5 separate regions of the Homo sapiens genome follow, and regions 2, 3, 4 and 5 are each linked to region 1. A link is a loop called in an ENCODE intact Hi-C map of the cell type or tissue named here. Cell type or tissue: dorsolateral prefrontal cortex. All regions are shown on one strand. Each heading gives the region's core, and the rest is flanking DNA. Links, peaks and the distances in the headings are about the cores only.

Region 1 (5,862 bases), core at 952-4,951:
GAGGACTGTGCTGAAAATGGTGGGACAACAGTTTCCAGCCTCTTGGACTTCTCAAAGGCAGTAAAAATTCTTAAAAATAAAATGAATGATTGGGCAACCGAAATAAGATGGTCTACTTTTTATATTGCCAAGTAAAGACTACAGGATAAAATAAAATTAAAGAAATATTTTTTCCATTACTTCACAGTAAAAGAACATTTTAACCACCAACATCACTACCCCCAAAAAGGAAAGGAGATTAATATATTAACATAAATGGTAGTTGTTTAAGTTTACTTTCATGAAAATTTCACTACATGCCTGTGTGTTCCCCCATAGTACCAGGAACTGATAAACAAAGAAGCAAACGACCTCCTCACCATCTACAGTCTAGCCAGGTGATGGTGGGGGGGGGGGCGGAGAGAGAAAGAGAGAGAGAGAGAGAGAGAGAGAGAGAGTGTGTGTGTGTGTGTGTGTGTGTGTGTGTGTGTGTGGTCAGAGGATGTCGGATGTCAGATATCCCAACTCTAAGGAATTCTGAGATGTGTAAAAGGGATTGTTTTGCCCAAAGGAGGTTTTCAGGCTCTGAAAAGAATAAAATCCCAGGATAACTGCTTTAATGGAGGCACAAGCAACAAGAGAACCCCAAGACAGAAATTAGTTCTGATTGGCTGGGAACGGTGGCTCACACCTATAATCCCAGCACGTTGGGAAGCCGAGGCGGGCGGATCACATGAGGTCAGGAGTTCAAGACCAGCCTGGCCAACATAACGAGACCCCATGTCTACTAAAAATACAAAAATCAGCCAGGCGTGGTGGAGCACACCTGTAGTCCCAGCTACTCAGGAGGCTGAGGCAGGAGACTTGCTTGAACCTGGGAGGCAGAGGTTGCAGTGAGCCGAGATCACGCCACTGCACTCCAGCCTGGGCGACAGAGTGAGACTCAGTCTCAAAAAAAAAGAAGAAAGAAATTAGTTCTGATCATGGGAAAACCAGGTGAGTAGCAATGATCTCAGCAGGCTGAGATGAATTCTATGCAGCCACAAGTCTGGGAGATAATGTTTACCAGACCAGAGAGAATCTGTAATTCCTACGGCCTTGGTACCTTCAGGAATAGAGAGATTCTATTGCCAAATAATGACTTCCAGGTGGTGCATTAATGACAACAGTGGGTAGTTTTGGTCCCCTCTGCCGCTGGGCCCAGGGGACTCTGGGAACCATCACCCTTGGTGGGATCTGGCTTGGGAGTTGGCCCTAAATCGCCTGCCATGGGAGCGGGTTTAGAGGGGAAGCAGTGGCCCCCCAGGAGGTCAGGGGTCCTAGAGTCATCTAGAAGAACAACAGAAAGAAATACCTAGGGCAGGTCAGGCGCGGTGGCTCACGCCGGTAATGCTAGCACTTTGGGAGGCCAAGGTGGGCAGACCAGCTGAGGTCAGGTGTTTGACACCAGCCTGGCCGACATGGCGAAACCCCGTCTCTACTAAAAATACCAAAAAAAATTAGTTGGGCATGGTGGTGGGCGCCTGTAATCCCAGCTACTGGGGAGGCTAAGGCAGGAGAATTGCTTGAACCCGAGAGGTGGAGGCTGCAGTGAGTCATGATCGTGCCTCTGCACTCCAGCCTGGGCGACAGAGCAAGAATCTATCTCAAAAAAAAAAAAAAAAAGGGCCAGGCACAGTGGTTCATGCCTGTAATCCCAGCACATGGGGAGGCCAAAGTGGGAGGATCACGAGGTCAGGAGCTCAAGACCATCCTGGCTAACACGGTGAAACCTCATCTCCACTAAAAATACAAAAAATTAGCTGGGTGTGGTGGCACGTTCCTTTAGTCCCAGCTATTCGGGAGGCTGAGGCAGGAGAATCACCTGAACCCGGGAGGCGGAGGTTGCAGTGAGCCGAGAAGGCGCCACTGCCACTGCACTCCAGCCTGGGCGACAGAGCAAGAAAGAAAGAGAGAGAGAGAGAGAGAGAAAGAAAGAAGAGAAAGAAAGAAAAGAAAGAAAGAAAGAGAGAGAGAAAGACCTAGGGCAGCAGACACCAGGCTTTGGTCTGTGAGGCTCTGATACCCCGCCCCCCACAAGCTGCTGAATGTCCTTGGAGAATGAGAGGCGAGGGGATGGGAGGCAATGGGGCTGAAATCACTTCTAGGAAGGAACTACCCTCTGTGCTTTCCCATCAGGCAACTGAAGGAGCAAGTTCCCGGGGCTGGAAGCACAGCAATGAGAGGGAAGCACAGAGGTCACGGGTGACAGTGGGGAAAACGAGGCAGCAGTGGAAATGTATCAGAAGCAAAATGTGCTGGGTTTTGCCTAAGGCTAGCAATGCAAAACAAATCAGGAAAGTCCCCTGGACTTCGTGAGGTGGGCTCAGGCACACATGGAAAATTGTGGTGAGGGAGGAGATTTTTTCCTAATTAGCACTGAGGGATCCAATAAGCCAAACCTTTTTCACACATGACATAGCTATCAGATTTTATCCCGGTGCCAGGGAAGCTCACGAGAATGATTCTGAGACAAGATGATGAAGCCAAAATCTTTCCCCCGGCTTTTTTTTTTTTTTTTTTTTTTTCTAAAGTGTAAAACAGGACCAGGTGGTGAGTCTAGTTGAACTGCTCGAGCATTGGTGCTCTCTGGTGGCCAATATAGAAATTGCATTGGCAGCGGTGCAAAAGTTTTCCTTTTTATGAAAAAAGTCAGATAATCTAAGAGGTGTTGCAGAAGCTAGCATTGCTTAAGAGGGATGTTTATTGGAAGGTGTAATCTTGGAGTTAGAATCTTTAACATGCTTCTTCTGAAACCAGCTTTTCCTCGTTCTCTGTCTTGGTAAATGGCCTGACCACCCATTGTTCCCCAAGTAAGAAACGTGGGGGTCACACTAGACACCTACTCTCCCTCATCTTCACACTCAGGCAGTCCCTGAGGCTTGTGCCCTTAACTGTCTAAATTTGCCTTTTTCTTCTTCTTTTTTTTTTTTTTTTCCTGAGACGGAATCTCATTCTGTCACCTGGGTTGGAGTACAATGGTGTGATCTCGGCTCACTGCAACCTCCACCTCCCGGGTCAAGCGATTCTCCTGCCTCAGCCTCTGGAGTAGCTGGGATTACAGGCATATGCCACCACGCCCAGCTAATTTTTGTATTTTTAGTAGAGACAGAGTTTCACCATGTTGGCCAGGCTGGTCTCCAACTCCTGGCCTCAGGCGATCTGCCCACCTCAGCCTCCCAAAGTGCTGGGATTATAAGCGTGAGCCACCATGCCTGGCCTTTTTTCTTTATTTCTTTTTTCTTTTCTTTTCTTTTTTTTTTTTTAAAGTTTGGGTCTGCTCTGTCACCCAAGCTGGAGTGCAGTGGGTGACAGAGCTCTCTGAGACCTCAAATTCCTGGGCTCAAGCAACAGTCCCACCTCCGTCTCCAAAACCACTGGGATTACAGGTGCAAACCACTGGGATTACAGGTGCGAGTCACTGGGATTACAGGTGCGAGCCACTGGGATTACAGGTGCGAGTCACTGGGATTACAGGTGCGAGTCACTGGGCCCTGCCTACCTAGCATCGCTTCTGTCATATTCTGTTAGCAACACTCTCCAAAGCCCAACCAGTTTCAAGGGGAGGGGATGTAGACCTCACCTTTCAATGAGAAGAGTGTCAACGAATTTGTGGACTTTATTTCAAAACAGCCACAACAACTAATTCCTGATAAAAACTGAAAATATGACATAATAAGGCTTTAACCACCCCCACGTTTGTTTATGTGTTTATGATCTGTTTCCCACGCTACAAATTAAGCTTGATGAGGGTAAAGACTTGGGCATTTTGCCCACTGCAGTGTCCCTGAGGCCAAGGACAGGGCTGAAGAATTACACGGTGATTAGATCAGAGGAAATATCACCGTCTCCCCTCCTCCTGTCTATTTTAGGCCAAAGCATCCTTCAACATCCAGCTCACAGCTCTTCTCCGTGGTCTTCTAAACTCCAGTTTTTCTTTGCCTATTCACCTGAGGGTCACTTTGTGCTATACTAAGTTGTCACGTCTTAAATTACAGCATCCAGTATTACCAGTTCAGCTGCTGGAGCCTGACACCCTGGACCCAAATCCCAGCTCTCATGTGAACCAGCCATGTAACCTTGGACAAGAAACCTCAGTTTTCTCTTCTGTTAAATGGGGGAAATATTGGGGATTTTGTAAGGATTCAATGAGCCAATTTAAGTAAAGCACTCAGAACAGTCCCTGGCCTATAGGAAGCACCAGAGAAGTAGTGTTAGCCACTATTGCCTCTTGTATCTCTGCATTGTAGGGTTCTTTATCCATCAATTTTTTCTTTCTTTCCTTCTTTCTTTCTTTCTTTCTTTCTTTTCTTTCTTTTTCTTTCTCTTTCTTTCCTTCTTCCTTCTTTCTCTCCTTCCTTCCTCTTTCTTTCTTTTTCTTTCCTTCTTCCTTCTTTCTCTCTCCTTCCTTACTTCCTTTCTTTCTCTCCTTCTTTCCTTCCTTCCTTTCTCTCTCTCTCTCTCTTTCTTCCTTCCTTTCCTTTCTTTCTTTCTTTCTCCTTTTCTCTTCTTCTCTCTCTCTCTCCCTCTCTCTTTCTCTTTCTTTTTTTTTTTTTGAGTCAGAGTCTCACTCTGTCACCCAGGCTGGAGTGCAGTGGTGTGATCTTGGCTCACTGCAACCTCCGCCTCACGGGTTCAAGCGATTCTCCTGCCTCAGCCTCCTGAGTAGCTGGGATTACAGGCATGTGCCACCACACCCATCTAATTTTTGTATTTTTAGTAGAGACGGGGTTTTGCTATGTTGGCCAGGCTGGTCTCCAACTCCTGACCTCAAGTGATCTGCCCGCCTTGGCATCCCAAAGTGCTGGGATTACAGACGTGAGCCACCATGCTCAGCCTCTTTCTTTTTTGAGATGGAGCTTTGGTGTGTTACCCAGGATGGTCTTGAACTTCTGTGCTCAAGTGATTCTCCCACCTAAGCCCCCCGACCAAGTAGCTGGACTGCAGGCATGAGCCACCATGCCTGGCTGTATTTTCTTTTCCTAAACCGCTTTATCAAGATACACTTCACATACCATAGAATTCACCCATTTAAAGTGTACAATTCAGTGGCCTTCAGTATATTCAGAGTCGTGCAACCATCACCACCATCTAATTTGGGAACATTTTCATCATCCTGAAAATGAAAGCCAGTACCCATGAGCATTTACTCCTCATTTCCCCCTCCTCCTAATGCCTGACAACCACGAATCTACTCTCAGTGTCTGTGGATTTGCCTATATCCATGGTATTTTGTTTCTTGCATCCTTTCATCTTTGTCTTGTTTTCTGCCTCCCAATAATAATAAACCATAAGACCCTGGACACTCTGTCCTCTCTTTTGTGTCCCTTCCTGGACTTCAGTGAGTGATTCACCTAATGGGCATCTGCTGATCAAGTAATACACTGGCCCTTTGACTGAGAACAAGCACAGAGCATCTACAATGCATCGGGTAATATTCCAGGTGCTGCATATACATTAACTCATATGATCCTTACACAGAAATCCATGACACAGGCACTGTTATTATCCCCACCTGACTGATAGGGAAACTGAGACAGGAGAAGTTGAGTACCTTGCCAGAGTGACATAGCCAGCAAGGAGGCAAAGCCAGAATTCAAACCTGGACATTTATGCCTGGAGTCTGCACTCCACCACTGCACCACACTTTCTCCTGTGAGGCCAAGTGGATGGGCCTTCATTTGCGAGCAGTTCCAGGAAACCTGCACGGGGGCTGGGAAAGAGCAAGGTGGAAGCTGCTGTAGATGCTCCCCCCACCAACCACCACCAGCCAACTACGTCCCTTAGTATTTCACAGCCTTGTGTAGCTCCTCAAGTGTGTATTCTGGACTGCTCTAGCAACTT
Region 2 (5,862 bases), core at 722-4,721, 250 kb before region 1:
TAGTCCTCACCACTACCCACTGTCTTCCACTGGGATGGCTACCCACTTGTAGCCTGCCTGACCCCAACAGGCATTTGTGTTTGCAAGTCTTGGCATCAGGCAAAGAAAATAAGTGCTGATGGTACATTGTCTGGCAGAAGCCTAGAGTTCAGAAGGCTCTGAACTCCTGCCACACAGACAGATCCACCATCTTCTGCACCTTTCCCCTCTCTCCCAAGGCTCCCACTCACCTCTCCCCACAGCATAGACGTACGGTGGGGCAGCTCCACGAATCTGGAAGCACAGTGTGTCCGGCTGGTCGGGGATTTTGATGATCCTGCACCAGGTAGAAGAGGCAGGGAAAAAGGCCATGAGGAAAACCAGCATCACTCTCAATAACCCCGGTGCCAACCCAGAGACTTTCTGCCTTGGAAACACTGGGAAAATTCAGCCCAAAATAGTAGTAGCACCACCAGGCTTTCCAGCTCCCAAATACAGAGAGAAATGTCAATCAGGCAGAGCCCATGCCACCAGGATCTTTGATTAAGCACAACCCACTGGCCTGCCCTTGGAGCTTCTGTCCTCGAACAGAAATTCCAGACCATCCTCCCACACCTCCATCATTCTCCTGTCCTAAGACCCTTGGAGGTGAGACCAGCACTCCAACCAGTCAATAGTTTAACAATCGCAGGTGGGAGGGTGAGAAGTGATCTGCTGGTACATCTCGGTGCTGACCCTAGAAAAACACCCACACAAGTCCCCTAGGAAGGCAGGTCTGGGCCATTCTGTGGGTCGATCCCCAAAGCAGAGAGGCAGCACCTGCCAGGGAGGGCAATGGGTGTCACTGCTCCTGGAGCATCAGTACCCTGCCCACATCCCCGTCTAAGGCAGGTCTCCAACCCTATGCTGCACAATTGTCCCTCCCATTCCCCCCTGCAGATAAAGCCGAGCTGGGAGCCTGCTCTCAAACCAGGTGTTTCCACAGCTTTCAGCAGACACATTCCACCTTGGTGCTTTCTGCCACTTCCACATACCAACCCATCGATCAACCACATTTTCCCTAAGTCAGCTCGCCTTTTTACTGAAATAATCATATTTAAAACTTTCCACCCCTCCTGTCAAGAGAAGATCTGTGTTAAATAAAAGGGAAAAGTGAAAAACCAGATGCATAATTTTTCAAAGACAAAATGCTTTGCTCCCCGGTACCTACCCCTAGCACGGGTCTGCTCCTCCCACCCCTGCTCTCGCACTCTGCTGAGCCACCACCTCCTCAGCTCCCCCGAGAGCCACCTTTGCCCCTGACAATCTGAGCTCCACTTGCAGCCACAGGACTTCGATCAGAAGCTTCCAGTGGCTCCCCATGGGTCCTTGCCAGGGGCCTCCAGGGCTGGACCCCGTTACCCTACAGACCTCACTACCCAGCCCTCCCTCTCACTCACTGCTCCAGCCCCATCAGCTTCCTTCTGCTCTTCCAATGCGCCAGACACGGTCCCACTTCAGGGCCTCTGCCCTAGCTGCTTCCCCTGCCTGGAGCCCTCTTCCTCCAGAAATCCCCTTGACTCCCCCCTCATCTGCTTCGGGTCTTCACCCCGACTCGCAGTGACGTCTCCCTGACAGCCATCCCTCTGCACACTCTGGCCCCTTTCCCGGGTTTATAGAAACTTATCTGTGCCACGCTCACCAGCACAGGCTCAGTGTCTTACTTCTGTATCTGCACATTGTCTGTCTCCTGCCTCCTCCCCCAACTAGATCTGAGATCTATGAATGGCAGGAACCGCATGCATCCCCACGTGGCTGGATTCCCAGGGCCCAAACTGCCACCAAGCACAGAGTGGCACTCTGTAAACATCTGCCGAATTAATGAAGGTCCAGCTTGTGTTGTGTGACTCCAACAATGGGTCCCAGCCACGGGGGACCAGGACAGTTCATGCCACCCCAGCCCTCAGCCACCACTCAGCCTGAGAGGGAGGGCTGCCGGACACCCCGCCCTGGGACACTCACTCTTTGGCCTTCGTGGCCACCAGGAGGCGCAGAGGGCGGCGGGAGCAGAAGGACTGGTTGAGGATGGACTCCACCTCTGAAAACGGCCGCAGGAACACCAGGTCCTCATTGATGGAGTAGATCTTCCTCCCCACCTGCAGGCCAGCCACCTGGGTAGGGACGGCAGAGGACAGACGTGCACACCAGTTACTAAGCTCCTTCCCTCCTCACCAAGGAAGCTCAAATGTGTTCAGCAGAAGGGTGCTGGCCCAAGGGATCCAGCAGGACTGGGTGACTGCGTGCTGTCTGTGGTAAGCAGTTGAGGGGCACAAGGGACCTGGTTCTGCCTCATGAGCCACAAAGGGAAGCTCATGGGAGGGCAGCTGGGAAAGGTATTCCTCCTGAGGGGAAACTCTGCTGGGGCCTGACCCTGTTGTGTGGGGACACGAGGGTCACACCGGGGTGGCCATCTTATGTCTGTTAGGGCCTGGCGAAGAAAGATGAAGACCTGCTGACCCGAACCAAGATTCACAACTGCCTCCTTCCAACCGCTCACATCACTGGCAAGGTCAACCTAGCCGCTCCGGCCATGGGTATGTCGCTCCTTGCAGCCCAAAGCATTCCTAATTGCCACAGGGGCAAGCTGGGCTCCAGCCAGCACGGCAGGTGCATCTCCCCCACCCACCTGCACACGCCCCAGGCAAAGCCGGAAGGCCCCAGGGCTGAATCCTCGGCCAGCCACACCCTCACTCTCCTAACCTATCCTCCTGTAGGCTTTGCATCAGACAGCAATGAGCTTATCTTATTCAAGCCACTGTGACTGGTTGCAGAAAACTGAGACACCTGCTTTTTTCCTGTACCTCCCCACAATGTCCAGCAGAGGGCAGTGGTGGAACACACCAGGAGCACAGCCCCGGGACTCTGCACTCACTCCCAGCTACTGTAGCCACTGCAGACAGTGGGTCCTGGACTCAGTTTCTCCACGTGAGCAATGAGAGAAGAGGAGTCAGCGATCATTCCAGAATCTCCTGGGCTGGGCTGCCTCAAGGAGGGTGAAGAGAGACACCCCGCTCTGCCACCTGCACACGGTCCCTGCCAGCTCCCCCGAGGGCCTCACCTCAGCCAGCGAGCCCCTCTGGACGGACTTCACCACCACAGCCTTGTTCTTCTCCTCGATGTCAAAGCCATAGTCCTCCTCCTGGGGCAGGATCTGGGGGCCCAGGGCAGAAGGAACCCGGTCAGGGAGCGAGGTGGGCCTACGGCCAGCCCCACCGTGGCCCCCACAGGACCATGACCTCGTCCCAGGTCTAGTAGGGAAGTGGCCAGATCCAGGTGGGCGAGACAGAGCAAAACGCAAACAGCACCTGGCAGAGCCAGTGCTCACTCTGTGCCTGCCACTGGCTTAACGAATCACACGGATCCAAAGGTGTCCAGCCACCAAGAATGTGGAGTCAGGGAGTTTAGGGAGGAGCGGTCCCACCCCAGGGCAGGATGGCAGGCATGCTAGAAACAGGTCTGGGGGTTCCCCAGTGCGGGGGATACAGGGAAAGGCACTCATTCAGTCAACAGACATTGATTGAGATGCTGCCCATCACACGGGCCAGGCAGTTCTCATGGGTGCTGGAGACACCATCTAGAACAAGACAAACAAGCCCAGCCCTGCTTAGTGCGGGAGGCCAACTATAAACAAATAAACAAAAGAAATACAGGATGTGATGCAGGGAGTGTACGTAGTTGGAATTAAAGCACTTAATGGGATAGGGCACGGCAAGGGGGCAGAGAAGGTGCTATCGGAGCTGAGGCCTGAACGAAATGAAAAACAAAACTTCATAAAGAGTGGAGGAACATGCTCCAGGCAGCAGACACAGCACGTACAAAGGTCCTGAGGGAGGCCCCAAGGCACTGGAGGATAAGAAAAGAGATCAGGAGGTCAGGCGCAATGGCTCACGCTTGTAATCCCAGCACTTTGGGAGGCCGAGACGGGTTGATCGCTTGATCCCAGGAGTTCAAGACCAGCCTGGGCAACATAGCAAAACCCTGTCTTTATAAAAAATACAAAAATTAGCTGGGTGTGGTGGCGCAGGTCTGTTGTCCTAGCCACTGGGGAGGCAGAGGAGAGGAGAGAGGAGAGAGGGGAGGGGAGAAAGGGGAAGGGAGGGGAGAGAGGGGAATGGAGGGGAGGGGAGGGAAGAAAGAAAGGGGAGGAGAGAAAGAAAAGGAAGGAAGGAAGGAAGGAAGGAAGGACGGGCACGAGAGAGAGAGAGAAAGAAGAAAAGAAAACAAGAAAAGAGAAAAGAAAGAAGAGAGAGGAAGGAAGGAGGAAGGGAGGGAAAGAGGAAAGAGAGAAGGGGAGGGGAGGGGAGTGAGAGGTTTAATTTTATCCTAAGTGTGACGGGAAGCATTGGGGGACTTTACAGTGAGGGGCATGAAATCAGAGGGAACAGCAGTCCCTGCAGTACTATGGGAGAGAAGTTAATGGAGCCGTCTTCATATGAGTCAGGCTTCAGCTCCAACCCTGGCAGTGACCAGAAACCTAACCTCTGAGCCTCTGTCTTGACTGCCTGCTGCAGGCCACGCGTTAAGATGGGGGCTGCTGTGGGGTATGCAGGATGAGTTGCTTCAGGAGGCCAACCTCTCTATACAGTGTACGGGGAGGGGACAGGAGAGGCAAGGGAACAGAAAGGGAGACCTGCAAGCCCAATCTCTTTTGTTAGGAGGGTAGTCTCAGCCAGTGATGCAGCCTGGCTTCTTGGCAGAGTTGCCCCCTACCACCTAGAATCCACCTATTCTGGTACTCCAAGCTGAGCCCCCTTCCCTGTGCATAACCAGAAGGTCGCCCAGCTCCCATGCCTGCAGGGGGCTCTGGCAAGGAAGGGACAGCTGCTCAGCTGTGCTCCTACCAGCAGGCGCTTGGCCAGAATGTTCTCCACCAGCTTGAAGTCGTTGCGAAGCTGTTTGTTCTTGCTGCTGGTCCCCTCCATCTCCTCGTCAGCATGAAAGCGGAAGTACTGGGACTCATCCCTGAACTCGCTCTTCTCCAGCACTGCAGATCCACAGATGTGCACTCAGTGGTCAGATTCACAGGGAAAGTTTCAGCCATGTTTGCCAACTGGCAGGCACAGGCTGGAACTAGGCCATGGACACGTTTGGTTTGGCAAACACTATTCTATTAAAATGGAATCATATGCCAACACTAACATATTAGGATATTTCACAAAGCGATCTGGCTTTCTGACTTCTCTTGAAAAGTCTGAACTTGCCTCACCTGCTATAAAAAGACATTAATATTTTACAAAGCCATAGTAACACACAGTGTGGAAATGCAGTAGAAACAGATCAATAACCAGCAGAAGGGAATAGAAGTCACATAAGAGGACTAAGTGTTTGCAGGAACTTAGTCTATGATGATGATTTATGATCATAGAGTATTCTGCAGATGGTGCATGGAAAACTGACTTGCCCAGGGGGGAAAAAAATTGAATCCCTACCTCACACCATATGCAACAATAAGCTAATGGATTAAAGACCTACGTATGAACAGTAAAACCAAAGCTAACAAAACTAAATATAGGATGACATCTTTGTCCTAGAGAAGAAAAGGAGTCTGTGTATAAGACCCTCTTGTACTAGACTAAAATTAAGGACCTCCATTCGATAACAACTCCATAGGTAGATGGCAGATGTGAAGGTAACTATAGTGTCCAAAACCAACAGGAATAAATATCTAGAATATAAAAACCTCTAACAAATCAACTAGAAAAAGCTCAGAAGCTCACAGATAAATGGGCAAAGGATATGAACAGTCAATTAACATAAGCAAACTCCAATGAGCAGTAATTTGTGAAAAGGCGCTCAGACCTCTCAGAAGGAAATGATGCTGAGACACTTTAGACCAAAAGTTGG
Region 3 (5,862 bases), core at 1,061-5,060, 150 kb before region 1:
GCAGTAGATGAGTGTGACGACACCAGGGCAGGAGTGACAGGGGCTGCGGGAGCCGAGGGTGCACCATTCATGTGGGGTCACGTGGGGAGGCCGCAGGCCCAGGACCACCAGAGGTTCGGATTTGGGTGTTGTTGTGGTTTTTAATGAAGCCAGAAATTAGAATTTTTTTTCAAAAGAAAAGTCTCCCAGTTTTGAAGTGTTGGTGAAAAAGCCCTCTGTTATTGCAAGGAACTGGATTTTAGGGGTTGTGAGTAAAAGTGGGGGGACCAGGGCAGTAGGGTGCAATGGTGCCAACAAGAGATGACGGTGGCCTGGCACCAGGTGGTGTGGGTAGAAAAGTGGCAGAAAGAAGAGCTGCCGAGGGGTCACACGTATGGGCTGAGAGAGTCACAGGGATAAATGTTGGGGAAAGGAGAGACAGCAGAGTCAGCACCTAAGGGAGACCGAGGCCCAGCACCCACAGCCACCTCCGCCTGGTTTGCCGGAACTCCAGGATGTGGGATCTGGCTGTAGGCTAACCTGGAAGCAGCCACATGGAGACCCCTGGGAAAAGGAATTCATGGTGCTGTCATAGCCACAGGGCCACGGGGAGCTGTGGGGCCTATCAGTCACCTGCCCTGCCAAGATGGATGACAGATTGGGGGTCCACACGGGGGCTGCTCCAGGTGAGCACATGGTCTCCCTGTCACAGAGCCCAGGTGCAGGCTGATTAAGACATGGGCTGCAGGGGCCTGTCTCATCCCACCACGCTTGTCTAGGGAGATCTCTGAGTGCAGGAGAGATGGCGGGGACAGCCCAAGATAGTGCTGGGGTCAGGGGAAGCGGAGCAGGTAAGCAGAGAGGAGGCTAGCCCTCTGCACAAGGCTGTCAGATCCTTTCCATCACCCAGAGACACGACACGTCCATGCCTGCCCCCGGGAGCCCGGCCACCTGCCCAGACTCAAGCCTCTTGGGAGGGGGCGCAATGACAGTCCACATGGCGAGTCACAGAGGAAGGCAAGACACAGGAAGCAGCTTCGTCTCTGTCCACACAGAGTGCAGAGCCATCTCAGCCAGTCTTGGGGCTTTAACCCATTTATGCCTAGTGTTCCATTACTGGAATGCTAAGCTTGTGGGAGTTACTTATATCCTACTCTTCAAGGTCATTGCCAAGGTCTGATTTTTTATTAAAAAAAAAAATTGCAACCTCCAGCATAAATGGGTTAAATCCCCTTTTTTTATGACCCCCATGTTTATATCCCCAGCCTGGACTTCTCCCCTGAAACCCCCAGACTCTTATCTCCAGCTGCAGATTCAGTGTCTCCACCTGGATGTCCAAACTCAGCCTGTCCAACACTTAATTAATGACCTTTCCCAAACTCACACCGAACTCTTCCCCACTTAATGGCACCTCTGTCTTTCAAGGGCTCTAGCCAAAACCCACTAGCCGTCCTCAGCCCCTCTCCTCTGACACTCCATTTCCAATACATCAGCAAATGTTACCAGCTTTACCTGAATACTACAACCACTGGTCCCCATCTCCACAGCCACCACCCCCCCAGTCCAAGCCATCATCATCTCCTGCCTGGACTAACACAGCCATTTCCCTCCTGGTCCCCTTCACCCTCCCAAAAGTCTGTTCTCTACACACACAGCCAGGGAGATCCCTTTAAATATGTACAGGAGATCAGTCAATCCATGCCTTTAAAATCTCCATGGCTTCCCACTGCACTTAAAATCCAAATCTTTCCATGGTCCCCATGATCTTGTCCTTGTTAATCTCTCTGATCTCATCTTCCAGTACTTCATCCTCCCACACACCTCAATATAAATAATCTTCAGCCACACTCTCATTCTAGATTCTATCCACCTGCCAAATACACTCCTGCCTCAGGACCTTTGCATATGCTGTTCCTGCTTGCAAGATGTTCTCCCCCATTCTGCCCTGAGCAGCCTCCTCATCCATCCGGCCTTAGTTCAAATGTCACCTCCGCCAAGAGGCCCTCCTCTTCTTAATGCAAACTCCTATCTTCCCATCTTGCGTTAGGAGCTCATTTGACAGATGAGGAAACTGAGGTTAAGCAATCTATACAAGCTCCTAAGGGAAAGGCCAGGATAAGCAGGGATCATGGCTGGGATGAAACCATAACCCCCAATCCAACATCAGAGGCCAGGTTTGGAAACTGGTGAGTCTGAGTTTCAACCATGGGTCCTTCCTGCTGTGTGACCTCAGGAAAGTGCACTAGCCTCTCTAAGTCTTCATTTACTCTTCCCAGTGGAATCATAGGAATACAGCACCTTTTAGAATGTCATGGGATAAAGTGAATGGAAGCTCCCTGAAGGCAGGGACCCTGCCTGTCTTGTTCACAGCTACGTCTTCAGGGCCAAATGTAGTGCTCAGCAAATAGCAGGTGCTTGAAAATCAAAGGAAGGTTTGGAATGCGCCTGGCACAGTGCCTGACCCATGCCGGAGACCTCGACTCAGGCTCCTTGGAAGTCTGTGGATCCTGTTTTTGAAACGACAATGAGCGGAGGGGACAGGGACTGGGGTTCCTAGAGGATGTTTTAACAGGGCCTGGGATACTGACAGGAAGTCAAGCTCCAGCCTCCCCAGACTAGAGGGAGACAAAGGCAGCCTCACCCAGCACAGCCAGGGAGGGCAGGAAGCTGGGAGTGCCGCACTCCGCTGGCCTAGATTGGGGCTTCCTGTCCTGGTTTCTTCACACGAGCTCTGCCACCGCTATTGTGCTGCAACAATGGGAGGCTCGGGCCACCCACTGAGGAACTGCAAACAAGCCGGTGTGAAGGCCACAATGGGCAGCTCGTGACCCGGAAAGAATGGGCAGCAGAGGCTCTGGGACCAGCCCTCCTGCTGCCCAAGGCACGACTGGCTTTTCCAGGCAGCACGGCGTCCCCTGCACTGGCAGGATGGTGAAAGGGACCCTCCAGGGCGACTCTTCCTTTGTCCAAGGCTTGACAGCTTTGAAACACTCAGGTCAAAAGCAGCTCTCATCTCCGAAGCCTCCCTTAGACACAATACTGTTCTCAGGATTTCCAGGGCTGCCTGAGAAACTCCTCCAGCCTCGGAAGCTTTGCCCATGCCTGGACCACTTGTCCTCACATCTGCCCAAGTCCTCCTCTTCATTTTATGAATGTGATGATGAAATACGTCAGGGATACAGAAAAGAATAGAGAGAAACAACAAACACCCACAAACTCATCACTACCCAGCTTTGGCAAATCTTAATACTACACCGAATTTGCTTGAAACCATTTGCAAAAAGAAATTCAACAAGTCTAGGGGAGGCACAGACTGGAAACGGGATGAGGAGGCTCTTGGGGGTGCTGGAAATGTTCTATATCTTGATCTGAGCAGTGGAGACACAGGTCACTGCATATGCAAAGCCCCAGCAGTATGCACTCGAGATTAGTTCAGTTTACCCACAGTACCATGCAAATATCAAACCTCCATGTATTAAGTAGAAAAGGCAGAAAGGAATCATTACAGAGAGAGGTGAGCCACTGGGCACCTTCTCTCCCTGCAAGGTACTTGGAGCTGGTGCTCCTCATTCCCACGCATGCCTCTGCCCACTTACCAAGCTGTGTGCATCTATAAGCAAGAGAGAATATTGTTTTGCATGTTCACAACATTTTTATAAGTAGCATGCTTTCAGCAACTTGATTTTCTCACTCAACATCATGTCTTCCACATTTACCCATGTTGATATGTACACTGGGCAACATCTGCTATCCAGACCCCACCCTTACCCCACACCACATCGAGCTGCCAGCACCTGCATCTCTTGGCCTGAAGACCCCGCTCTCATGTGCAGGGCAGGCCAGAGGTGCGGAAGAAGTAAGACTGCCTGGGAGCAGCCCTCAGTGATGGCCAGCAGGACCTGGCATGAAAAGACAGATGAGGAAACTGAGGCACTCGATGGACACTATCTCCCCGAGTGCCTTGATGGATTCAGCTCCGGTGGCCCCCATGGTAACCCGCTTGATGACACACCTTTCTTGGCTGCCTTCTCCTCCCTGCCTCACTCCCCCACTCTCCTATTGATGCTTCCTGGGGTGACCTCCCAAGTATGCTACTTGCCCTTGAATCAGTCTCGGGTCATGTTCTTTGGGGAATCCACAATAAGACAGACCTCAAGTTGTTCATTTCATTGCTTACTAGTCAAAATCACAGCATGAAGTAACCACTGCCATGCTGCAGACACTTGTTTCAAACATCCTTACTGTAAACAATGGCACTCAGGTGTAAGTTCTTTCAGCTGTATACTCTCGTCGACTGGGGTATGGGTATACAAGTTCCTCTAGGTGATGCACATGTTTCCTCGAGCCCAGGCGTTCAAGTTCCTCTAAATGTATATCCAGGTCTTCTGGGGCATAAGAGAAGGACCAGAGAGACTGTTTACTCAGCTCCCAGCCTGAGTGTTTCCAGGGTCCCCAGAGCTCTAGACTGAGCAGGAAGCCACATCATAATTGATTAGTGATGTCTGCCATGGATGTGGCAGGGAGAGGGTTAGAAGGATGATGAGTTTGCCATCTCCAACAAGCTCCCACTTAATGGAGATACCAAGAGTATGAGACACTGGTCTGAGGTCAAACAGCAAACTGGTGACAAAACACAGATTAGAACCAGGTCTCCCGATGCCAGGCCAGGTCTCACCTGTCGCCCTAACCTGAGCCCAGTGGTTCTCAACTTGGGGGTGATTTTACCCCCTAGAAGACATGTGCCAATGTCTAGAGACATTTTGGGTTGTCACAACTGAGGACAGGGGTGCTCCTGGCATCTAGTGTGTAGAGGCCAGGGATGCTGCGAAACACCCTACAGTGCACAGGACAACCCCACAAAGACACAGCTGACCGCAAACAACAGTGACAAGGTCAAGAAATCCTTGCCTCAGAAAAGGCTCTAATTAAAACCTAGAAAAAAATCCAACCTCTTCCACCGCCCAAATACTGTCTAATGCGGGCTCTTCTCACCCCACTGGCTCAGCTGCAGGTACACTGGTCTCCTTTTTGTTTCTTGAACACACCAGGCCCCCAGCATCCAGGCCTTCGCACGTGCTGTTCTTTGCCTACAGAGCTTTTCCCAAGACATTCAATTGGCAGGAGAGGTCCCTCCTCTCACAGGCCACCCCTGGACCCATATAAGAGAGGATCTCACCCACTACATAGCCACCTGAACCCTGTTACCCTTCACAGACGTCTCCGCTATTGGCTGTGCTCTTATCAATTAAGTATGGATAGGTTTGATCATTCAGTATCATCTCCCTCACTAAAGTATCAGCTCCCTCAGGGCAGAAGTCAATTTCCTTGGCCGTCTACGCAGCGCCTGGGACAGAGGCTGGCACACAGCAGGTGCTCAAGAGAGACTGGTATGTGGAGAAAGGATGGGAGAGACAGGGAGAAACTGAGAACAGGCTCCAGAAAGTAAGCTGATATCGAGCTGGGAGAGGCAACTAGAATAAGAACACCTTTTTAACTCACTAACTACACCTTTAGGCCTCATTATGTGCAGGTGCTGCTCTAGGTGTTTTAATCCTCAAACTCGAGGAGGCAGGCATTGTTATTACTATGTCCATTCTACAGAAGAGCCTAAGGCCCAGCGCAGTAAAGACCTTATTTAAAGCCACACGGCTGGCAAGTGAAGGAGCTGGGCCTTAAACCCAGACAGTCTCCATCACGCGCCATCAGTGAGTGACTGTGGACAATGAACCGCATCAGCCTTTAAAACAGGTAGCAGCTGCCCTTAGGGGTGCCCCTGGGGAGCTGCCATCTGCCTGGAACCCATGGCTGCTGTTGCCTGGGGAGGATAAATCTCTCCCTGGAGATAAAAAGGACAGAAAGAGGCCTTGAAGTCACTCCCTGAGA
Region 4 (5,862 bases), core at 646-4,645, 270 kb before region 1:
CGCCTGCTTCATCAGCTCCTAGTTCCGCTGCTTAATTCTTGAACCTGATGCGGACTCTGCCTACTTAGGGGGTCCACAGCATTTGGGGTCAGAGCTTCCCCAGCGCTCCTTGTACCCTCACCCGGTAGCCCATGGCCCCTGCCTGGGAAAAGCTGCCCTCAAACAGGGTATACATCTGATTCATAGCCAGAAGGAAGCGCTTAGGGCAGGGGGTGCAAAATATGGCACCCAGACCCCATCCTGCACCCATGGCAGACATCACTCATCGATCAAAGCTCTGCCCGAGCCAATCTCAGCCTGGAGACAGGCAGCTGCTGCTGCCTATCAATTCCAATTGCTACTCAAAGAGAACCTGCCCTTCATCTAGACTCTAGTCCATGCATTTTCAGCAGGAGAGACACTGTCCCCAAGGAGGTGAAAACTGGCTCGTGGGAAGGAGAATGAAAACACTTTCCTCTTTTAATGTATAATAAGCACAGATGCACAGATAAACAGACACAGGGTATACCCGTAGTAGTATAATTTCATGGGGGTGCAGCAATTAGGAAAAATTGACTAAAAAGGTTTTTTATGAAATTAAATAAAATCTAATGAAATGAAAAAACTGAGAAACACTAATCCAGTGCCTGGTTCCTAATTAAACCCACATGCCTCAGAAGCCCCTGGAGGGCTTTCAGCATACAGGCCTCTGGACTCCACCTCCAGAGTTTCTGAGGCCGTAGTTCTGGCTGGGCCGGAGAATATGCCTTTCTATCAAGCCCCCAGGTGCTGCTGGTCCAGGGGCCACGCTCTGAGAACCCCTGCTTTCAGAAGCAAGCCCAGAAGTTCCCAGCCCTGGCTGCACATCCAGACTACCCAGCACCCAGACCCCACCCCACAAACCGATCAGAATCGCTAGGGCCCAGGGCCCTGGGATCGTTGCAAAGTTCCCTCAATGATTCCAGAGTGCAAGCAGGGCTGAGACGCACTGGTCTAGACTATGAGCTCCAGGAGGGTAGGAATGAGGACCATGTTACATGGCCCAAAACGCAGCCTGACATATACTATGTGCTCAAAATTATGGACATGTAAATAGATGGATGGATGGACGGATGGATGATGGTTGGATGGATGGATGGATGGATGGACAGATGTTTGGATGGATCGATGGATGAATGGATGCATGGATGGATGGATGAGTGGGATGGATGGATGGATGGACGGATGGATGGATGGATGCATGGATGCCTGGATGGATGGATGCATGGACACATGGGTGGGTGGATGGATGGATGGATGGATGGATGGATGCATGGATGGATGGATGGATGGATGGATAAATAAATGGGTGGGCAGGTGGAAGGATGGGTGGAAAATAGACACAGAGAGAAAGACAGAAAGAAAAAGGGAGAAAGGGGAGAAAGCGTGGAGGAAGGAGAGGTGAGGACACGAGCAAGGGAGGAAGGGAGGATGGAACTTAATTATGGTACTTATTTAAGCCCTTTAAAAATCTTAAGTTTTCACATCTCTAGGGAATAATTTTATTAAGAATTGGGTACCAGTGTCATTCTCTTTTAAGAGCTGTTGGAAATAGCCGGGTTCATACAAAAAGAAACCCCTCTTTTTCCATGTGTGCCCCAAAGTTCGGCTCTCACACTCATGTTGGAGGCATGAGGTTTGACAGCACTGAGTACTGAGCCCACCTTGGGCAGCTGGCCCAGAGGCAGGGGAAGGACAGGGTGACCCCAGAGAGCTGTCCCTTCCACCCCAGGACCCCACCTCTCACAGTGGGGGATGGGAGAAATCACTCACTGGCCACATAGTTCTCGTCCAGCTGCTTAAAGGAGAAGGTGACATTGTCCAGCTCTGACAGCGTCACCCAGATGTCCTCCAGCATGGTCCGTTCCTCCTTCTGCAGGAAGAAGACAGCGCGGAGGAGTCTCAGATGCCAACCCTGCCCCAGGGTTTCCTATCAAGATGCTGAATTCAACTCTAGTCGGCACTCCACACTGTGGGCCCCCTGGGTGCCAGGTCCTGAGCGTGACTCTCCAGAGTGGATGTGAAATCATGGTGTGCTCTGTGGCTTGTCCTGCACTTTCAAGGGTCATAGAACCCATCTCTGCCTTAATTCACTGAGTGATCCTAGTAAAGTCACTGCCTCTCTTGCCTGGATCACCAACCAGGCTTCTAACTTAACCTTTTTGAGCCTAACACACTCAAATAAAAGTCCCCAATTCCTTCCTCAACCTCCCCCAGTCGGTCCCATGTCAGCAAATAGCACCAGCGTTCATTCGGTCATCCAAGATCCAAACCTTTGACTTCTCAGTTTCTCTCCCGCTCACCCTGGGCCTGGTCCATCACCAAGTCTGATGGGGTGACACTAAAACATCCTCCAGACCCACCCATCTCCCTCCAGCTTCCTGGCCACCACCCAGGTTCAAGGGTCCACCATCTCTTGTCAAGATGACACCAGGTTTCCCTTCTGCCACTCTCTGCCCCCAAACAATACATCCTACAAGTCATGTTTTGAAAACTTAACCCAAATTATATCACTCACCCAGCTCCAAGCCTCTGAACCCTCCACTGCTTCCAGATTAAAGTCTCAGGCCCTACAGAACTGGTCCCCACATCTCCCTAGCCCCTGCCGCTCCCCTCTGGTCACACCAGCCACTCTTCGGGGCCTTTGTACATGCTGGTCCCTCTACCCCGCACACTCTTCCTCACACTGTCTGCCTGGCTGGCTGAGGTCTCAGCTCAAGCGTCACCACCTCACACAGGCTGTCTCTGACAGAGAAGCTGCAGTGCCCGCCAAGCTTCCTGTAGAGATTGCCTTCTCCCCACCTTCCTTCCCTCCTCTGTCCTTTCTTCTTCTCAAGCTGCTTCCCCCAACTAGGAAGTCAGCTTCAGGCCCCCAGCTCCCAGCTCAGGGCCTGGCACATCGTGGTGTTTGGAGAATGAAGGAACTTGGCCCAGCATCCCCATGTGAGAAGAGGAAGGGGAGGGCTGAGTGTTCCCTGCTTCCTCCCTGGGCCCCAGGTTGTGCATTCTGAGAATCAAGTGATGGCCAATCTGTGCCAGGCAGGCGTCTTGTGCAGCAGCAGCCAGCAGAGGGCGCTCCAAGGCCAGGCCTCCCCACCAGCCAGCAGCAGGGGCTCCAGGAGCCAACCTCAGAGGCACTGGTGACTCTCAGGTCCTGGCCGGATGTCCAGCAGCATCCCTGGCTTCCACCACCCCACTCCCACCTCAGGCCCTCAGTTGTCACAACCAAAAACATCTCCAGACATTACCAAGTGTCCCCTAGTGGGGAAACTGCCCTGGGCTGAGAGCCGCTGGTCTGTAGCATGGATTCTGTTATCTGTGTGTGTGTGCCTCCCTCCCTCCCACTGGGACAGAAGATCCCTGGGTACAGGGACTCTGTTTTGTTCACTGCTGGACCTTCAGTGCCTATAAAACAGCACACAGGTGCTCAACAAATAGCTGCTGCGGGAATGACGAGGCCAGGGGGAGCCTGAGTAAGTGGGCAAGGGCTCCCTCGACCCGGCCTGGGCGGGCACCAGTGGGTGGGCCAGCGGGGCCGCCCTCCCGCCCCACTCACTCACCACTGTGGCTGGCGAGAGCAGGGACTGGCAGTGCAGCAGGACGCCCGTGGCCGCCACCTGCTCCAGCCACTTGCGGCTGGCGTCGCGGCTGCTCTCCTCGTACTCGCCATTGTTGTTGTAGCGGTAGCCCAGGGCCGCCAGCAGCTGCTTGGAGAAGGTGCACACGGCGGCCACCAGGGCCTGGCAGAAGATCGCGTCTCTGCGCAGCTGCAGCTCCGTGTCTGGGGGCAGAGGGCAGGAGGCCTTGCTGGAGGGGCGCTCCCGTGCCACCAGGAGGCCCACCCCCCAAAACCCTGGGTCCAGGACCCCTCATGGAACCCCCAGCAAAGGGCTAACATCAGGCCAGAAATTACTTTTTGGTGGACATCCCAGCCACCAAAAGCCAATTCCACAAAAATCAATTCTACGAAAAGCAAGCCCATTTGCCAAAACTGTTCTCTCAGTGACTCATCTGCCTGCTTTGAAAACCAAACAAACAAACAAACATCTTGTGATTTTCCTAAGGGTTTCCCAAGACCCTCACCCTCAGCCATTTCTCCTCTCATTATGGGATTCCTTGGCCTTGGCCAGTAGAATGCCAATGGTGCTAAGCTCTTCTGCCAAGCTGCACATGTTCAGAAATGCAGTTTAGCATTTTCTCTATTTTGGAGAACTATGCTTTCTTCCTTCCCCCACCTCTGCCCTTGCCCCTGTCCTTGACCTTGGCATGGTCTGAAGAACTGGCCAGTTTCAAGCAATTGGTCTCTCAGGGTCCCAATCTTCTGGAAGGAATTATTTCCAATGGCCGGCTTCTGGCCAGTGAGTTTTTTAGTGACCAAATTTGACCCAGATCCTGCAGTAGCACCCCCTTGGCTAATTTCTAGAAAGAAGGCAGGGATAGAGAAGGTCTCCAAGATTCTCCCGCTACCTCCTCCCCCTTCCTCTTCCCCACTCTCTGCTGGGTGGAAGCCCCCAGGCTGGGGCTGAAGGCTCTACCGGCACAAGGCCCCCTAACATCGTCCTCTATCCCGGGGCCCCGTCAACATCCACCCAGGCCTGGGCAGTGGCACAGGACAGGGCTCCTGGCTCCAGTGCCCTGAGACTTGTCCCTTGGACACAAGAGGAAGAAGCAAGTTTCAAGTAGCTCTTGGAGGGGCTCCAGGCCAAAGCGTTGCCTCCCCCCGTCCAGGCCCCGAGGGCATGGATGGTCGGCCTTGGGTGGTGGAAGAGGCCGGGTATGTGCCCCCCACACACCTTTAAAGGCCTCACCTGTGCACTTCAGCAAGGCCAGGAGCAGCTGGTTCTTCCCATCTGGAAGGAGAAGGGAGACAGAAAGGGGGACGGGCTGGGAGGGGGCAGCAAGAGGTGAGGGCAGAACCGGGCCCCTCCCCATGGCACCTCCCAAGGTGCTCTGACCCTTCACAGCAAAGCCCTGGCACCCAAGGCTGTGCTCAAGGAGGTTTTATTGATTGTCAGGTAAACTCCAGGAACCCCTGACCTCAGGCAGTGGAACCCCAACTGTGAGCCCCATCTGTACGTGCAAGCCTGGGACACAGATGGAACCAGCCCCTTTAATCCCTGGGCCACAGCCCCTGCCCCACACCTTGTTCACATAAGTATGGTCACACACACGTACAACCTAGATACACACGTATCCATACACACACACACTCACACATCAACAGACACCCAAGTGCATGCCACACACAGAGACACACACATATACTCATACGTAGACTCACATATGTACACACGCAGGTACACATGCGCCCACACAAGCACACAGCAGACACACAAGTGCACACCACACACGTGCACTCATCTGCAGACTCACATACATATGTACACACACAGGTACACACACATCCACACAGACACACAACAGACACACGAGTGCACACATAAGACACACACTCCTAACAGCCTCACATACATATTCTCATCCTACATGGGCATGGCCCTACACACGCCCTGTCCTGCAAAAAAAGCTCAATTCTTCCAGGCCCAACATCCTGTTCTCTTTCCTTAAAAAAGATGCTCCTCGGCCCACAAAAGGGCTTAGAAAGATGTGGAAGGGCTTTGGATTTGGTTTATTAGGTGCCTTCTTCCCCAGGGAGGACTGCAGGACTCAGGGCTGGGCAGGGTAAGAACGAGAGCAGCTGCAGTGGTGCGCTCTTGTCAGGACTCACCACGCCAGGCACCACGGCAGGACTCACCACGCCAGGCAGCCAGGCCAGAACTCACCACACCAGGAAGCCAGGCCAGGAGTCACCACGCCAGGCAGCCAGGGCACTGAGCGCATGAC
Region 5 (5,862 bases), core at 1,088-5,087, 180 kb before region 1:
CAGAACACAACACTGCCCTGCTCACTGTCATTGGATCAGAGTGGAGTGAGACCATGTCTCAGCTAATCAGAGCACAGCAATAGTGATTGGTTCAGGGGTAAAGCACGGGTCTAAGCTGACTGGAGGATGATAAATGGTACATGCAAAGGCTTCATGTAATTTGTCCAGGTCAAAGCGCATGACTCAGGCCCAAACCATTTGGCATATGACCTTCCCCTGGCTGCAGATAGCCAAAGACAGAATGAATCTCAGGACTTTCCTCAGCTCTTAGTAGAGAGGTTCACTCTTTCCCACTGACCTTAAACTTGAGAGGATGTGAGGCCAGGAGAACCACAGCCACCTGCTGCCACACTGAAAATAAGCCTGAATGGTGGAAAGCAGGGTGAACGAGAGAGAAAGAGGCAGGGTCCTGGTTTAAATCCAGCCCGGCCCAAAGCTGACACTGCTGCTAGACTTCTCAGATACTTGAACTAACAAATTTTATGTTATGCTGAAGCCAAAGAGTTTTCTGTCACTTCAAATACGGGAAAGTCTCACCTTAAGGAGGAGCGGGTACTTGCAGATCCTCTGGATCGGAGACAACAGGTAGCCTTCCAAAGGGATGTCCGTGGTCTTCCGGCCTCCCAGAAGCATGCAGCTCTGCAAAGGGACAGGAGACCTTCATGAAACCCACCAAGGATAGCACAGGGACATAGCCACCCTCAACCATGAGAAACGCTCTCAGAGCACAGCTACAATCACTTGGCAAGCGATTTAGCGACCCGTAGAAGTGAAAACGTGCATCATCTACAACCAACACAAACCCTACTGGGCCAAATCTTGCCTACTCCCCATTTTGGTAAGTTTTATTAGAAACACAGCCACATCCATCACATTGGCTGTGGCCCCCTACAAGCTACAACGGCAGAGCTGAGTTGTTGGGGAAAAAAAGGCCATATAGTGGCAAAACTTAAAATATTGACTATCTGGCCTTTTACAGAAAAATTCACCCATTCCTGGTCTAGAGAAGCTTTCACATATACACACCAGGAGACTCAAAAATGCCTTGCTTACAACAGTAAAAAATGGGACGCGACCTAAATATCCATCACCTGAGAATGGAAACATCTGTATTTTTGTTTCAGTCTGTTTGCAGCAGATTTATACAATGGTAGCTAGCTATGCAGCAGTTAAAATGAGATAACCAGGGCCACACGTAGCAACACGGGCGAACCCCAAAAATGTACTCTTGTGCAAAAGAAAGAAGGATATGTACAGTATGAAGCCACTTACAGAGATCTTTTAAAGACATGGCACATAAAACTATGCGCTGTTTATGGAGAGCATGTATGAGGTCAAATATAAAGACATGCGTGTTAAAGGAATGCACCCAATTCCAGTGGGGGTTCCCTCTGTGGAGGGAGAGTTTTGGGTTGGAAAGTGAACCAAGAACCTTCAACTGTTACTGAAAATGTCCTAGTTCTTTAGCTGGGAGGAGTGTACGTGATTCTGTCATATGCATACCTCTATTTTGGCTTGCAGAGTTAAAAAGTACAGCTCTCTTAGGAATGGAATACCGTTACCCTAACTCCCACGCTCAGCCCTAAGCTCCTGTCCACATGAATCAACCCAGTGTTCTCCATGTCAATACTTCCGCCCTGCAGCCCCCTTGCCTCTCTCGGCTCATTCCATGCCTCTTCTCTGGAATGTATTCTCTTCCCCAATAAAAATAATAATAATAATAATACTGCTATCATCCATCGTAAACACTGACCAAGAGCTAATCATGTGTCCAGCAGGCCTCTAGGGCTCCCAACCACCAACCACCCTATCAACTGAAAACTATGATTATTCTCATCTCACAGCTTAGATCCCTGGGGTGTGAGAGGTTTAGTCTTTTACTCCAAGACCATCCCAGAAAAGTGAGTCACAGAGCTGGGACCTAGAGCCAGGCGGGTTGACACCGAGTCTGGGATTGAAACCATGATGCCCATGTGCCCTTACCCCAAGCCCACCCATGCACCAAGGCCATCCCTGCCACCCAACCTGCTCTCAATTCCCAGGACTTCTTCCTCCTAGAGCCTTCATAGGTGGCCATTTGTTCCACGTGGCTCTCAATCACATTACAGGCACTACCCTCTCCTTCAGAGAGGCTCCAACTTAAGAATCCATTTTTGTTTGGCAGGAACCATGAGTTCTGCTGTGTTTCCCTGCCATGCCCTTCACAGTCCTGGGTCCCTCAGGCTCACTATGTGCCCATTATGTGTAAGTGAATGAACTAACCAACTAACTAATGAAGGAACCACCCACCAGCACATCCAGCCATTCCTCCTCAACACCACCCTGGCAAACTGGAAATGAATCCAGACTCTTGGGAAAAGGGATTCCCATCCTATCATTTATTCATTCATTCAACAAATACACATTGTGTGCTGTGTGCTGTGTGCTGTGCACAGTTCCAAGCACTGGGGGGCTGCCCAACAAAACAAATTCCCTGCTTATATTCAAGTGAAAATAAGACCATAAGAACACATACCATGTGCCCACCATATGCCACACGCTGTGCCTTGTGCTTCACATACACAGAAAGTTCATGCCGAAAGCCTAAGGAAATAAGCATGGACCACTGTCCCCTACCACACATGGGGAAATCGTGGCACGAAGAGCTGGCCCAAGTCTCAGAGCTACTTCCACTGCCTCTTAGGGATCACAATAAGCTCTGCCTGGAAAAGCAGAATTCTGGGGACCCCAGGTCCCAGCTCTAGCTGAGCTGAATGGCCCCCACCAGTGTTTACCCCTGGCACAGATGGGGGATTGAGGCTGCGGCAGCTGGGAGATGCCGGGCCCCACGCTGCTCACACTCAGGCCTTTGTCCTAGGAGCCAGCACTTGCCACAGGCTGCCCTGGTGATGTCAGCTCTGGGCAGAGTGCAGGGCGCCTGGGGGTGGGGAAGTGCTTTCTAGAAGCCCCCAGGGCTTGGCGTGAGAAGGGCCCATCTTTGTCCAGGATCAAGGAGTTTTCACAAGATTTTCACAGCCACCAAGGACACTTCCCCACAAACACTCTAGATTGTGGTTTCACTTTATTTTCTTTTAAAAAAAAACAAAAACAAAAAAAACAGGCAAACACACACAGAGCTAGCATTCACTATTCTCACTACATTTCAGGCACTATGGGAAGAACTTCTGAGAAGTCCTTAAATGCTCAAAATTCACAGAAGTGAGTTAGATGAGGCGTCAACCTCATGGTCTTCCCAACCTCCTAATGGCAGCACGTTCCTGGACTATCCTGAGTCCTCCCTTTCTGCCCATGCTGCCCCCCTGGCTGATCCCACCCTGACTCGGCTTTTTTTTCTTTTTTTTCCTGGACAGAATCTCATTCTGTCGCCCAGGCTGGAGTGCAGTGTGCAATCTCGGCTCACTGCAACCTCTGCCTCCTAGGTTCAAGTGATTCTCCTGCCTCAGTCTCCTGAGTAGCTGGGATTACAGGTGCACACCACCATGCCCAGCTAATTTTTGTATTTTTAGTAGAGACAGGGTTTTGCCATGTCATCTAGGCTGGTCTTGAACTCCTGACCTCAGGTGATCTGCCTGCCTCGGCCTCCTAAAGTGCTAGGATTACAGGTGTGAGCCACCGTGCCTGGCCCTGACTTGGCTTTAAACACCATCTTTCTTTATATTGAAAACACTCAGGTTTATCTCTCTAGCCCCTAAACTCCCGACTAGAGTCTCTGCTGCCCCCCCAATGCCCCACCTGGATGTACTGCAGGTATCTTAAGCCTCACACATCCAAAAGGGAATGTTTATTTCCCTCTCCTACCCTAGCCTGCACCCTCTTGGGAAAATGCAACTCCATTCTTCCAGTTGCTTGGGCCCAAAACCCTAAAGTCATATTTGACTCCTCTCGTTCATTTATATCCAAAGTCAATGATCAGGCAAATTGTGTCAGCTCAGGCCCTCATGCTCTATGTGAATCCAACCACCTCTCCCACCACAACCACGCTGTTCGCAGACACCATCGCTTCCTGCCCGGACATTGCAGTAGCCCTGCAGTCGGTTGAATGGTGTTCCCCAAAATGCCAGGCCCCCACAAAACCTCAAAATGCAACCTTATTTGGAAATTGGATCTTTACAGATGTATGGTAATTAGTTAAAATAAGGTGATGCTGGATTAGAGGGGGGACCCTAAATCCAATGACTCATGTCCTTATGAGGGGAGAAGACACCAAAGAAGGCCATGTGAAGACAGAGGCAGAGATTGGAGCAATGCTGCCACAAGCCAGGGAGCACCGACGGCCGCTGGAAGATTAAAGAGGAAAGACAGGATCCTTCCCTGGAGCCCCAGGAGGGAGCACCCACCGACACCCTGATTTCAGACTTCTGGCCTCCACAACTGAAAGAGAATCAATTTTGTTGTTTTAAGCAACCCCATCTGTGGCAATTGTCCCGGTCCCCTAGGAAATGCAAACAAGACCCTCCCTGGACCTGCACTTCTACCCAGATACTAAAGGGGGGCCTTTCACCATGCAAATTAGCTTCATTCATGCCTCTGCTCAAAACCCTCCCACGGCTTCCCATCCCACTCAGAATAAAACGGAACATTCTCTAAGGCAAAGCCACGAGCTCCAACGTGAAGGGATCCCACAGAGCGATCCTACAGACATCATGCTGCGCAAAAGCCACCACACACACACACACACACACACACACACACACACGCACATCCTGAATGATGCCGTTCATAGACGATGCTAGAATAGGAAAAACTAAGCTTTGGTAAGAGAAGTCAGCAGAGGGATTCTGGAGGTCTGGGGGCCATGACTGGGAATGGGCAAGAGGGAACCTTCTGGAGTGATGGGAATGTTCTTCGATCTTGGTGGTTCCATGCTATAGACATATGTAAGCATTTGTCATCCTGGGGGTGGACTTACTGCATGGATGCTACACTTTAATTAAAAAGCTTTTTTAAAATCTCATACTTGGACTGGGCAGAGTGACTCACACCTGTACTCCCAGCACTTTGGGAGGCCAAAGAGGGAGGATTGCTTTAGCCCAGGAGTTCAACACCAGCCTGGGTAACATAGCAAGACCCCATCTCCACAAAAAAAAAATTAAAAATTAGCTGGGCATGGTGGTGCACACTATAGTCCCAGCTTCTCAGAAGACTAAATGGGAGGATGGCTTGAGTCTAGGATGTCGAGGCTGCAGTGGGCCATGATCAAGCCATTACATTCCAGCCTGGGTGACGCAGCGAGACCCTATCTCAAAAAGCAAAAACAAAACAAAACAAAAAATTTCAGACTCTTTCCATTGACTAAATGCTCCTTCATTACCTGGTTTCTTTCAATCTCTCTGACCTCATCTCCTCCTGCTTTTCCTCTTATGGCCTTCACTCTAGTCACCCTTGGCTTTCTTGCAATTCCTCAAACACACTCCTACCTCAGGGCCTTTGCACACGCAGGTCATCTATCTCTCTGAAATGCTACATAGCCCCTGCCTCTCTCTCTCTCCTTCACTTCCTCCACATCCCTGGTTACATGTCACCCAAGATGCAGTTTTCCCAAAGACCAATCTAAAACAGCATCCACCATCCTAACTTCCTCAAAACATCCTGTCACCCTTATTTTACATCCTCCAGAGAATTTAACATCACATTATCATTGAAGTTCCCCCGACTAGAATGGCCACTCTATGAGAATAAGGACTTTTCTTGCCTTGTTCATGTCGGATCTTTAGCCCGTAGAATGATCCCTACCGCATTATAGGTGCTTAGTAAGAAGTTGCTGGATGAGTAAATGAATAAATCATCCCCATTTTACAGACAAGAAAACTGAGGCAGAGAAAAATTAAGACACTACTCCATCATTCTCCATCACTCAGCTGG

Evidence for each region. Peaks named below come from ENCODE experiments on the same cell type or tissue, not always from the same donor. Only the 100,000 strongest peaks of a DNase experiment are listed, where the experiment ranks them.
Region 2: it touches region 1 in a loop (9-fold over the local background); 109 of 110 quality-filtered maps call a loop at or near these places.
Region 3: a loop joins it to region 1, with 3 times the contacts of the local background. A loop is called at or near these places in 3 of 110 quality-filtered maps.
Region 4: a loop joins it to region 1, with 6 times the contacts of the local background. A loop is called at or near these places in 30 of 110 quality-filtered maps.
Region 5: a loop joins it to region 1, with 2.8 times the contacts of the local background. A loop is called at or near these places in 14 of 110 quality-filtered maps.

The regions. Positions count from the first base shown.
Region 1 is chr20:48,902,611-48,908,472 of GRCh38, forward strand. No RefSeq gene overlaps it. Among named protein-coding and RNA genes, the nearest start is that of ARFGEF2, 16 kb to the right of the region's middle. In dorsolateral prefrontal cortex, for the core only: CTCF peaks have their summits at 2,612 (motif pointing left) and 2,813; DNase peaks (open chromatin) are centred at 2,174 and 2,611; H3K4me3 peaks cover 446 bases; H3K27ac peaks cover 466 bases.
Region 2 is chr20:48,655,060-48,660,921 of GRCh38, forward strand. PREX1 (phosphatidylinositol-3,4,5-trisphosphate dependent Rac exchange factor 1) reads right to left here. Exons shown (of 40, transcript NM_020820.4): 16 at 4,860-5,002; 17 at 3,077-3,169; 18 at 1,981-2,129; 19 at 231-316. Among named protein-coding and RNA genes, the nearest start is that of PREX1, 170 kb to the right of the region's middle. In dorsolateral prefrontal cortex, for the core only: CTCF peaks have their summits at 1,998 (motif pointing right), 2,834 (motif pointing right) and 3,035; DNase peaks (open chromatin) are centred at 1,304, 1,862 and 2,862; H3K4me3 peaks cover 1,680 bases; H3K27ac peaks cover 4,000 bases.
Region 3 is chr20:48,748,697-48,754,558 of GRCh38, forward strand. The region is part of intron 1 of PREX1 (phosphatidylinositol-3,4,5-trisphosphate dependent Rac exchange factor 1); the gene reads right to left. Among named protein-coding and RNA genes, the nearest start is that of PREX1, 76 kb to the right of the region's middle. RefSeq lists enhancers at 730-1,325, 2,928-3,057. In dorsolateral prefrontal cortex, for the core only: no CTCF peak of the experiment used is centred there; a DNase peak (open chromatin) is centred at 2,745; H3K4me3 peaks cover 784 bases; H3K27ac peaks cover 4,000 bases.
Region 4 is chr20:48,632,885-48,638,746 of GRCh38, forward strand. It overlaps PREX1 (phosphatidylinositol-3,4,5-trisphosphate dependent Rac exchange factor 1), which reads right to left. Exons shown (of 40, transcript NM_020820.4): 31 at 4,827-4,868; 32 at 3,579-3,799; 33 at 1,792-1,891. Among named protein-coding and RNA genes, the nearest start is that of PREX1, 190 kb to the right of the region's middle. RefSeq lists enhancers at 3,154-3,293, 5,667-5,862. In dorsolateral prefrontal cortex, for the core only: CTCF peaks have their summits at 3,083 (motif pointing right) and 3,282 (motif pointing left); a DNase peak (open chromatin) is centred at 3,097; H3K27ac peaks cover 3,027 bases.
Region 5 is chr20:48,725,753-48,731,614 of GRCh38, forward strand. It overlaps PREX1 (phosphatidylinositol-3,4,5-trisphosphate dependent Rac exchange factor 1), which reads right to left. Exons shown (of 40, transcript NM_020820.4): 5 at 538-639. Among named protein-coding and RNA genes, the nearest start is that of PREX1, 99 kb to the right of the region's middle. In dorsolateral prefrontal cortex, for the core only: no CTCF peak of the experiment used is centred there; DNase peaks (open chromatin) are centred at 2,503 and 2,859; H3K27ac peaks cover 4,000 bases.